Regions from separate parts of the Homo sapiens genome. Here region 1 is linked to region 2. The links are chromatin loops, found by intact Hi-C in ENCODE. Cell type or tissue: ascending aorta. All regions are shown on one strand. Links, peaks and the distances in the headings refer to the core of each region. The heading gives the core; the rest is flanking DNA. Region 1 overlaps TTC27 (tetratricopeptide repeat domain 27). Region 2 overlaps TTC27 (tetratricopeptide repeat domain 27).

Evidence for each region. A loop is a pair of places that touch in the nucleus more often than their neighbours do. Peaks named below come from ENCODE experiments on the same cell type or tissue, not always from the same donor. Only the 100,000 strongest peaks of a DNase experiment are listed, where the experiment ranks them.
Region 1: it touches region 2 in a loop (3-fold over the local background); 2 of 110 quality-filtered maps call a loop at or near these places.

What each region holds. Positions count from the first base shown.
Region 1 is chr2:32,645,557-32,649,949 of GRCh38, forward strand. The region is part of intron 4 of TTC27 (tetratricopeptide repeat domain 27); the gene reads left to right. Among named protein-coding and RNA genes, the nearest start is that of MIR4765, 12 kb to the left of the region's middle. In ascending aorta, for the core only: no CTCF peak of the experiment used is centred there; DNase peaks (open chromatin) are centred at 1,122 and 1,665; H3K27ac peaks cover 3,653 bases.
Region 2 is chr2:32,711,128-32,715,520 of GRCh38, forward strand. The region is part of intron 10 of TTC27 (tetratricopeptide repeat domain 27); the gene reads left to right. Among named protein-coding and RNA genes, the nearest start is that of MIR4765, 78 kb to the left of the region's middle. In ascending aorta, for the core only: no CTCF peak of the experiment used is centred there; a DNase peak (open chromatin) is centred at 1,986; H3K4me3 peaks cover 1,074 bases; H3K27ac peaks cover 4,000 bases.

The sequences.
Region 1 (4,393 bases), core at 97-4,096, 66 kb before region 2:
TTATTATTATGCTTTAAGTTTTAGGGTACATGTGCACAATGTGCAGGTTTGTTATATATGTATACATGTGCCATGTTGGTGTGCTGTACCCATTAACTCGTCATTTAGCATTAGATATATCTCCTAATGCTATCCCTCCCGCCTCCCCCCAATTTTTTCTTTCTTTTTTTATTTTTTTGAGACAGAGTTTTACTCTGTCGCCCAGGCTGGAGTGCAGTGGCGTGATCTCAGCTCAGTGCAACCTCCGCCTCCCGGGTTCAAGTGATTCTCCTGCCTCAGCCTCCCAAGTAGCTGGGACTACAGGTATGCACCACCAGGCCCGGCTAATTTTTTTTGTATTTTTCGGAGAGATGGATTTTCACCATGTTGGTCAGGCTGGTCTCGAACTCCTGACCTCAATGATCTGCTTGCCTCAGCCTCCCAAAGTGCTGGGATTACAGGTGTGAGCCACAGTGCCCGGCCTCAATTTTCAATTTTAATTTTTTTTTTTGAGATGGAGTCTCGCTCTGTCGCCCAGGCTGGAGTGCAGTGGTGCAATCTTGGCTCCCTGCAACCTCTGCCTCCTGGGTTCACGCGATTCTCCTGCCTCAGCCTCCCGAGGAGCTGGGACTACAGGCGCCCACCACCATGTGCAGCTAATTTTTTGCATTTTTAGTAGAGACGGGGTTTCACCATGTTAGCCCAGATGGTCTCGATCTCCTGACCTCGTGATCCACCTGCCTTGGCCTCCCACAGTGCTGGGATTACAGGTGTGAGCCACCATGCCTGGCTCAATTTTTTAAGTTTTATTTTTGTAGAGATGGGATCTCACTGCATTGCCCAGGCTTGTCTGAAACTCGTGGCTTCAAGTGATCTTCCTACCTTGGCTTCCCAAAGTGCTGGGATTAACAGGCATAAGCTACTGTGCCAGCCCTCTATTTTTATATTAAGCAATTCTTGACAAACTGAAAAGGTCTGTTACACTGACTAGTAGAAAAATAGGCTATGCTTTCTATATTTGGTTTTTTTTTTTTTTTTTTTGGAGACCGACTCTCACTCTGTCTGTCTCCCAGGCTGGAGTGCAGTGGCGCGATCTCTGCTCACTGCAAGCTCCACCTTCCGGGTTCATGCCATTCTCCTGCCTCAGCCCCCCAAGTAGCTGGGACTACAGGCTCCCACCAGTACGCCCAGCTAATTTTTTGTATTATTAGTAGAGATGGGATTTCATTGTGTTGGCCAGGAAGGTCTTGATCTCCTGACCTTGTGATCCGCCTGCCTCAGCCTCCCAAAGTGCTGAGATTACAGGCATGAGCCACCGCGCCCGGCCTCTATATTTGTTTTATTCTTCCCTCCCCCATATAAAGATTTTTGGTTTGAGAGTTAATTTATAGATCTGATTTTTGAGAGTTCAGCATATTATATGTTTTTTTTTGTTTGTTTTTTGTTTTTTTTTTTTTAGAGTCAGAGTCTCTTCTCTGTTGCCCAACCTGGAGTACAGTGGTGTGATCACAGCTGACTATAACCTTAAACTCCTGAGTAGCTAGGTTTACAGATACGCACCACCACACTCAGCTACCTAAAAAACAATTTTTGTAGAAATGGGGTCTCTCTGTGTTGCCCAGGCTGGTCTTGAATTTATGGCCTCAAGTGAGCTTCCTGCTACCCAAAGTGCTGGGATTGCAAGTGTGAGCCACCGTGCCTGGCCTTGTATTATGTGTTTTCTTAAAAGTGAAATCTTTTTGACTGGATGTATCTAAATTCCCATGTCTAGAAAAGTAAAAGAATAAGCTGCCAGACCTGACTCACTTATTGCTGACAGCAGATAAGGGACAGATAATTGAGATGTAAACTGACTTCATGCTATAGTGATAGGAAAAGAATGAAAATGACGCAACACCTCAGGGAATTCAGTTAAAAACTGTCTGAAATTTCTTTGCTATTAGATAATTTTATATTTCCTTACATGGACTGAGGAAACAGTATTAATTTGAAAGGATTTTGTCATGGAGTCAAAATTCATTTGTGGTTGCATCACGGTTGTAGTAGTTGTGGTGTATAACACTTTAGAAGCGAACCAGGCTATGGTGTGTAGCAGTTTAGAAGGGAACGTCTTAGTCAAATGAAGAAATTAAGTTCAAGCAAAAAAGTTCTTTGGAGCCAGGTGCTGTGGCATATACCTGTCGTCCCAGGTACTTAGAAATCTGAGGCAGGAGGATGGCTTGAGTCCAGGAGTTCAAAGCTGCAGTGTGCTATGATGACTCCTGTAAATAGCCACTGCACTCCAACCTGGACAGTGTACTGAGACCCCATCTCAAAAAAAAGCTTTTTGGTAATTGTCATCTCATATTTGCAGGTAACTAAAAGGAAAACTAATTGTTAGACTTTCATGTAATATAATGTAAAGTAATATAGTTACAAATAATTTATAATGAGCTTATCAAAATTACTTATCATAACTTGTACACATGTACATATACACACATGCACATACATAGAGGAAGCTCTGGAGGAATGTAAACCTTTGTCACTGATTTTTTCCGCTGGAGGAGGATGATATTGGGGCTGTGGAAGAGAGATTTTCACTCTTCACCGTATATACTTTTTTTTTTGAGACGGAGTTTCACTCTTGTTGCCCAAGCTGGAGTGCAGTGGTGCAATCTTGGCTCACTGCAACCTCCGCCTCCTGGGTTCAAGTGATTCTCCTGCTTCAACCTCCCGAGTAGCTGGGATTACAGGCGCATGCCACCACACCTGGCTAATTTTTCGTATTTTTAGTAGGAACCGGGTTTCATCATGTTAGCCAGGCTGCTCTTGAACTCCTGACCTCAGGTGATCAGCCCCACCTCGGCCTCCCATAGTGCTAGGACTACAGGTGTGAACCACTGCACCTGGCACCCCCCCTTTTTTTTTTTTTTTTTTTTTAAAACAGACTTAGTCTTACAGTGTTGCCCACCTGGTCTCAAACTCCTAGCCTCGAGTGATCTTCTCATTTCAGCCTCCTGAGTAGCTGGGATTATAGGTGTGAGGTACCATACCTGGCCATACTTTTATATTGGCTTGTTGTTCCTTGTTTTTATTTTTTTTAAGTAAATATATGTTGATCAAGTAAGAAAAAGCATCAGCGAATAAAAGAAAAAGCTACTATATGCTCAGCTTGTGCATTAGTCAAGACAATGTCTAAAATCCAGTTTCCTACTGGGTGCAGTGCCTCACATCTGTAATCCCAGCACTTTGGGAGGCCAAGGTGGGTGGATCACTTGAGCCCAGGAGTTGGAGACCAACCTGGGCAACATGGCAAAACCCCATCTCTACCAAAAAATACAAAAATTAGCTGGGCATGGTGACATGGCCAGTAGTCCTAGCAACTCAGGAAGCTGAAGTGGGAGGATCACGTGAGCCTGAGGAGGTCCAGGCTGCAGTGAGCTGTGATCATGCCACTGCACTCCAGCCTGGGCGACAGAGTCAGACCTTGCCTCAAAAAAATAAAATAAAAAATAAAAAAAAGCAGTTTCTGCCCTCAGAAATGTATGGCTCAAATAGAGTTATAAACTTGAAAAACAGGTGCTGTCCAATATGATGCCAACTTCTAGGAACAGTGTAGAAGTTCAAAGAAGTGAAAGATCAGTATGTGCCACACTAGCAGGAGAAGACTGTAAGGAAGAGGTTTCATACAGGTGTGGAAGCAATCTTCTCAGATTGGGGGAACATCTGAATCCAAGGTATTTCTTACTGTGTAGATTATGTAAAATACATTGCTTTGAGGAGGATATAGAGATGAATAAGACATGATTTCTTACCTTGTTGGGTAGTAGACGGTGAACAACATTGGAACCTGAGATGACATACATAAAATACAGTGGAATGTGTTTGCAAGGGAATTACAGATAATGTGCTGGAAGTTCAGGTGATGGAAAAATCACCCCCACAGGGGGTTCTTGTGGGGCCTCTGAAGGAGTTGGTACTCGGATTAAAGTGGTGATAGAGTGCCACAGAGCAGGATGAATACAACATTTTTTTTTTTTTTTTTGAGACAGGGTCTCGCTGTGTTGCCCAGGCTAGAGTGCAATGGTGCATCCTCGGCTCACTGCAACCTCTGCCTCCCAGGTTTAAGCAATTCTCCTGCCTCAAGTCTCCCGAGTAGCTGGGACTACAGGCGCCTGCCACCACGCCCAGCTAATTTTTATATTTTTAATAGAGGCAGGGTTTCACCATGTTGGCCAGGCTGGTCTTGAACTCCTGACCTTGTGATCTGCCCGCCTCGGCCTCCCAAAGTGTTGGGATTACAGGTGTGAGCCATCGCACCCGGCCACAACATATATTTTAAAGGAGGAGTTGGTAAGTTCAAAATGGCATAAGGAAGTCCAAGTGGCTAAAAAAAAAATACAGGTTTGAGAGGATGGAGGTGAGGTGTTAT
Region 2 (4,393 bases), core at 170-4,169:
AAAAAAAAAAAAGAAGAAGAAGAAGAAGAGAAGAGCCAAATCACTGTGCTCTGGCATTTTACCTTTGCATTGGCCTTACTATATTTGGGGTTCGTTCATTTTGCCATTCAAATGCTGCATTATCAAGAGAGTTGCGTAGTCCACTACCTGTAGAACAGAATTAGACAGTTACTTCTGCCTCCGCAGGGTAGTACTGTAGAAAATTCTCTTTACTTCCCCAACGCAGAAATCTTGGAAATTAGTCAGATCATGTGACAGGATGAATGCACAATTTGTCTAAGTTTCTGTCAATGTTGAGGCATTTAGCTCATAATCTGAACTTCTGCCAATTCCCCTGATTCAGAACTTGATATTACTTTGTTTGTTGAAGTTACTGCATCCCTGAGGAATAAGAGGAAAATGATTTTAAAATTACATGTATATATTAAGACAGTGTTGTGTTTTTTTAATTGTTTTAGTTTCTATGAAAATCTGTTCCCTTCCACAGCAGTGTAAAGTGATAAAATGGTAAACTTAAAACTTGAGGAAAAGGCTGGGGGCGGTGGCTCATGCCTGTAATCCCAGCACTTTGGGAGGCTGAGGTGTGTGGATCACCTGAGGTCAGGAGTTCAAGACTAGCCTGGCCAAAATGGTGAAACCTTGTCTCTACTAAAAATACAAAAATTAACTGGGCGTGGTGGCAGGCACCTGTAATCCCAGCTACTCAGGAAGCTGAGGCAGGAGAATTGCTTGAACCCATGATGTGGAGTTTGCAGTGAGCCGAGATTGTGCCACTGCACTCCAGCCTGGTGACAGAGTGAGACTCTGTCTCAAAAAGAAAAAAAAAAGACTTAAGGAAAATAAGCTAGAAAGGACCCCCTTAGGAAAAAGTTTAATCTTGTTCTATTATGTGTTGAGGAAATGCAGGTGTGATGAAGTCAGGTAACCTTGCCCCAGTTTGTCTGGCTAGTTAGTGACAGTCTGGACTACACAGACTTACATGGTTGCCGGCAGTTACACTGAAGGCTTCAACGGCAAGTCCTAAGGAATGGCAGATTTGGAAGAGATCTCTAAGTGAGACGTGCCAAACTTGAAAAGAAAATGTTTAATCACAACTAAAGGTAAATAAATCATGATTATAAGATCCACAGAAGAAGAAGAAACTCCAAGTCGAGGACAATCTATTAAAAACACCCTGTCTTCTGAAATTATTTCAGGCTGCAATTTTTTATTGCATGTTCAAGGCAGTGGTGATGTTAGTGACAATGAAGAAAATAATGTTTATGGAAACTATTTTAATGGCTATGATTCAGAAGCTGCTTGAAATAAAATAAGATTATATTCTTCAGTAATCATTTACACCCTGCTTTTCTACCAGTGGAGTATAAAATAGTGTTCTCTATCGTCATTCTGCCTTTCCTTCCGCATCTGATCTAAATTCTTTTTTTTTCTTTTTTTTCTTTTTTTAAATGAGGCAGAGTCTCACTTTGTCACCCAGGCTGGAGTGCAATGGCATGATCTCGGGACTGCGATCTCCACCTCCTGGGCTCACCTGTTTCTCCTGCCTTAGCCTCCCAACTACAGGTGTGCGTCACCACGTCTGTCAATTTTTGTATTTTTTATAGAGACAAGGTTTCACCACATTACCCGGGCTGGTCTTGAACTCCTGGGCTTAAGCTATTCACCTTCCTTCGCCTCCCACAGTGTTGGGATTACAGGCATGAGACACTGCACCCAGCCTTAAATTCTTATATTCAACATTTTATCAGAAGATCACATCCTTTTCTTTTATATGCTGTGGTTTATGTGCATCTCCCAAAGTTGATGTGGTGGAAACTTAATCCCCAATGCAAAAGTATTGAGAGATGGCACCTTTAAGAGGTGATTAGGTCATTAATGGATTAATGCCAGTATTTCAGGGGTTAGGTTCCTGATAAAAGAATGAGTTTGGCTTCCTTCCCTCTCTCTCTCTTGCTCTCACTCTCCCTCTTGTGCCTCTGCCATGGGATGATGCAGCAAGAGGTCTTTTCCAGATGCTGGCCCTTCCATCTTAGACTTCCCCGTCTCCAGAACTATAAGAAATAAAATCTCTGCTCGTTATAGGTGACCCAATCCTAATATTCTATTACAGCAACACAAAGGGGCTAAAACATTTTATAATCCAAATGTGAAGCAAATTAATGGAAACTACATATATTCAAAGGGACCACCTTATTTATGTCCAAAACAAAACATTTTTGAAAAAAAAATTGTGCAAACCAAATTTGTCATTGTCTTCTTTCATATCAAACTCCTTTCACATGGTGTTAGATAAACTTAGTTCAGTCTTTGGAGATCAATGTTAGATTGTTTTATGTTTATTACTGAAATAATCTTGATAATGAATTTTAATTACTTGGTTACCTCTTACACCTGTTAATTTAAGTCGTGAAGTTCTGTCCCTGTCCAAGCCGTTGTGCCTCTGAAGATATTTGTCCAACAGGAATATTTTTCTTCTTCCTTGGATTTCCAGGAGGACATTGCATTGAATTGGAAATTTGAGATTATTGCAGTTTTCTGTCCCTGAAGTCTGTTTATACTGCAATTTGACTTTCTTAACTGTGTTAATTAAGTCAGATTTCACAATTTTTAAATGACTTTTTTCCTAGAATATTTGTTCTTTTTTTTGACTTTTAACTTAGGCTCAGGGGTACATGTGCAAGTTGTTAAGTAGGTAAATTGTGTGTCTCAGGGTTTTGGTGTACAGATTATTTCGTCACTCAGGTAATAAGCATAGTACCTGATAAGTAATTTTTCAATTCTTAGCTCCTTCCGCTCTCCACCCTCAAGTAGGCCTCAATGTCTGTTGTTCCCTTCTTTGTATCCATGTGTATCCAACATTTAGCTCCCAATTATAAGTGAGAGTATGCACTATTTGGTTTTCTGTCCTTGCATTAGTTTGCTTAAGTTAATGGCCTCTGGCTCCATCTTTGTTGCTGCAAAGAACATAATCTTGTTCTTTTTTAGGGTTGCGTAGTATTCCATGGTGTATATGCAGCGCACCCCCGCCCCCCCGCCTTTTTTTTTTTTTGAGATGGAGTCTCGCTCTGTCGCCCAGGCTGGAGTGCAGTGGTACCATCTCGGCTCACTGAAAGCTCCACCTCCCGGGTTCACACCATTCTCCTGCCTCAGTCTCCCGAGTATCTGGCACTACAGGAGCCTGCCACCATGCCTGGCTAATTTTTTGTATTTTTAGTAGAGGCAGGGTTTCACCATGTTAGCCAGGATGGTCTCGATCTCCTGACCTTGTGATCTGCTTACCTCGGCCTCCCAAAGTGCTGGGATTACAGGCGTGAGCCACTGCACCTGGCCAGGCCTACCCCATTTTCTTTATTTAGTCTACTGTTGATGGGAATTTAGGTTGAGTCCATGCCTTTGCTATTGTGAATAGTGCTGTAATGAACATACACACACATGTGTCTTTATGGTAGACTGATTTATAATCCTTTGGGTATATAAACAGTAATGAGATTGCTGAGTCTGATGGTAGTTCTGTTTTAAGTTCTTTGAGAAATTGCCAAGCTGCTTTCCACAATGGCTGAACTAATTTACATTCCCATCAACGGTATGTAAGTGTTCCCTTTTTTCCACAACCTCTTTAGCATGTTATTTTGTGACTTTTTAATACCCATTCTGACTATTGTGAGATGGTATCTCATTGTAGTTTTGATTTATATTTCTCCAGTGATTAGTGATGTTAAGCATTTTTTTCATATGCTTGTTGGCTGTGCATATGTCTTCTTTTGAAAAGTGACTGTTCATGTCCTTTGCCCACTTTTTAATGGGGTTGTTTTTTGTTTTTTGTTTAAGTTCCTTATAGATTATGGATATCAGACCTTTGTTGGATGCATTTGCAAATATTTTCTCTCATTTTGTAGGTTGTCTCTTTACTCTGTTGATTGTTTTGTTGTGCAAAAGCTCTTTTGTTTAATTTGGTTCCATTTGTCAATTTTTGTTTTTGTTGAAATTGCTTTTGGCATCTTCATCATGGAATCTTTGCCAGTCCCTACATTCAGAATAGTACTTTCTAGGTTATCTTCCAGGGATTTTATAGTTTTTGGTTTTACATTTAAGTCTTTAATCCATCTTGAGTTGATTTTTGCATATGGGGTAAGAAAGGGGTCCAGTTTCAGTCTTCTGCATGTGGTTAGCCAGTTATCCCAGCACCATTTGTTGAATAAGGAGTCCTTTCCCCATTGTTTGTTTTTGTCAACTTTCTCAAAGATCACATGTTGTAGGTGTGTGGCTCTGTTCCTGGGCTCTCTATTCTGTTCCATTGGTCTGTGTGTCTGTTTTTTGTACCAGTACCATGCTATTTTTGTTTCTGTGGCCTTGTGGTACAGTTTGAAGTATGATAATGTGATTCCTCCAGCAT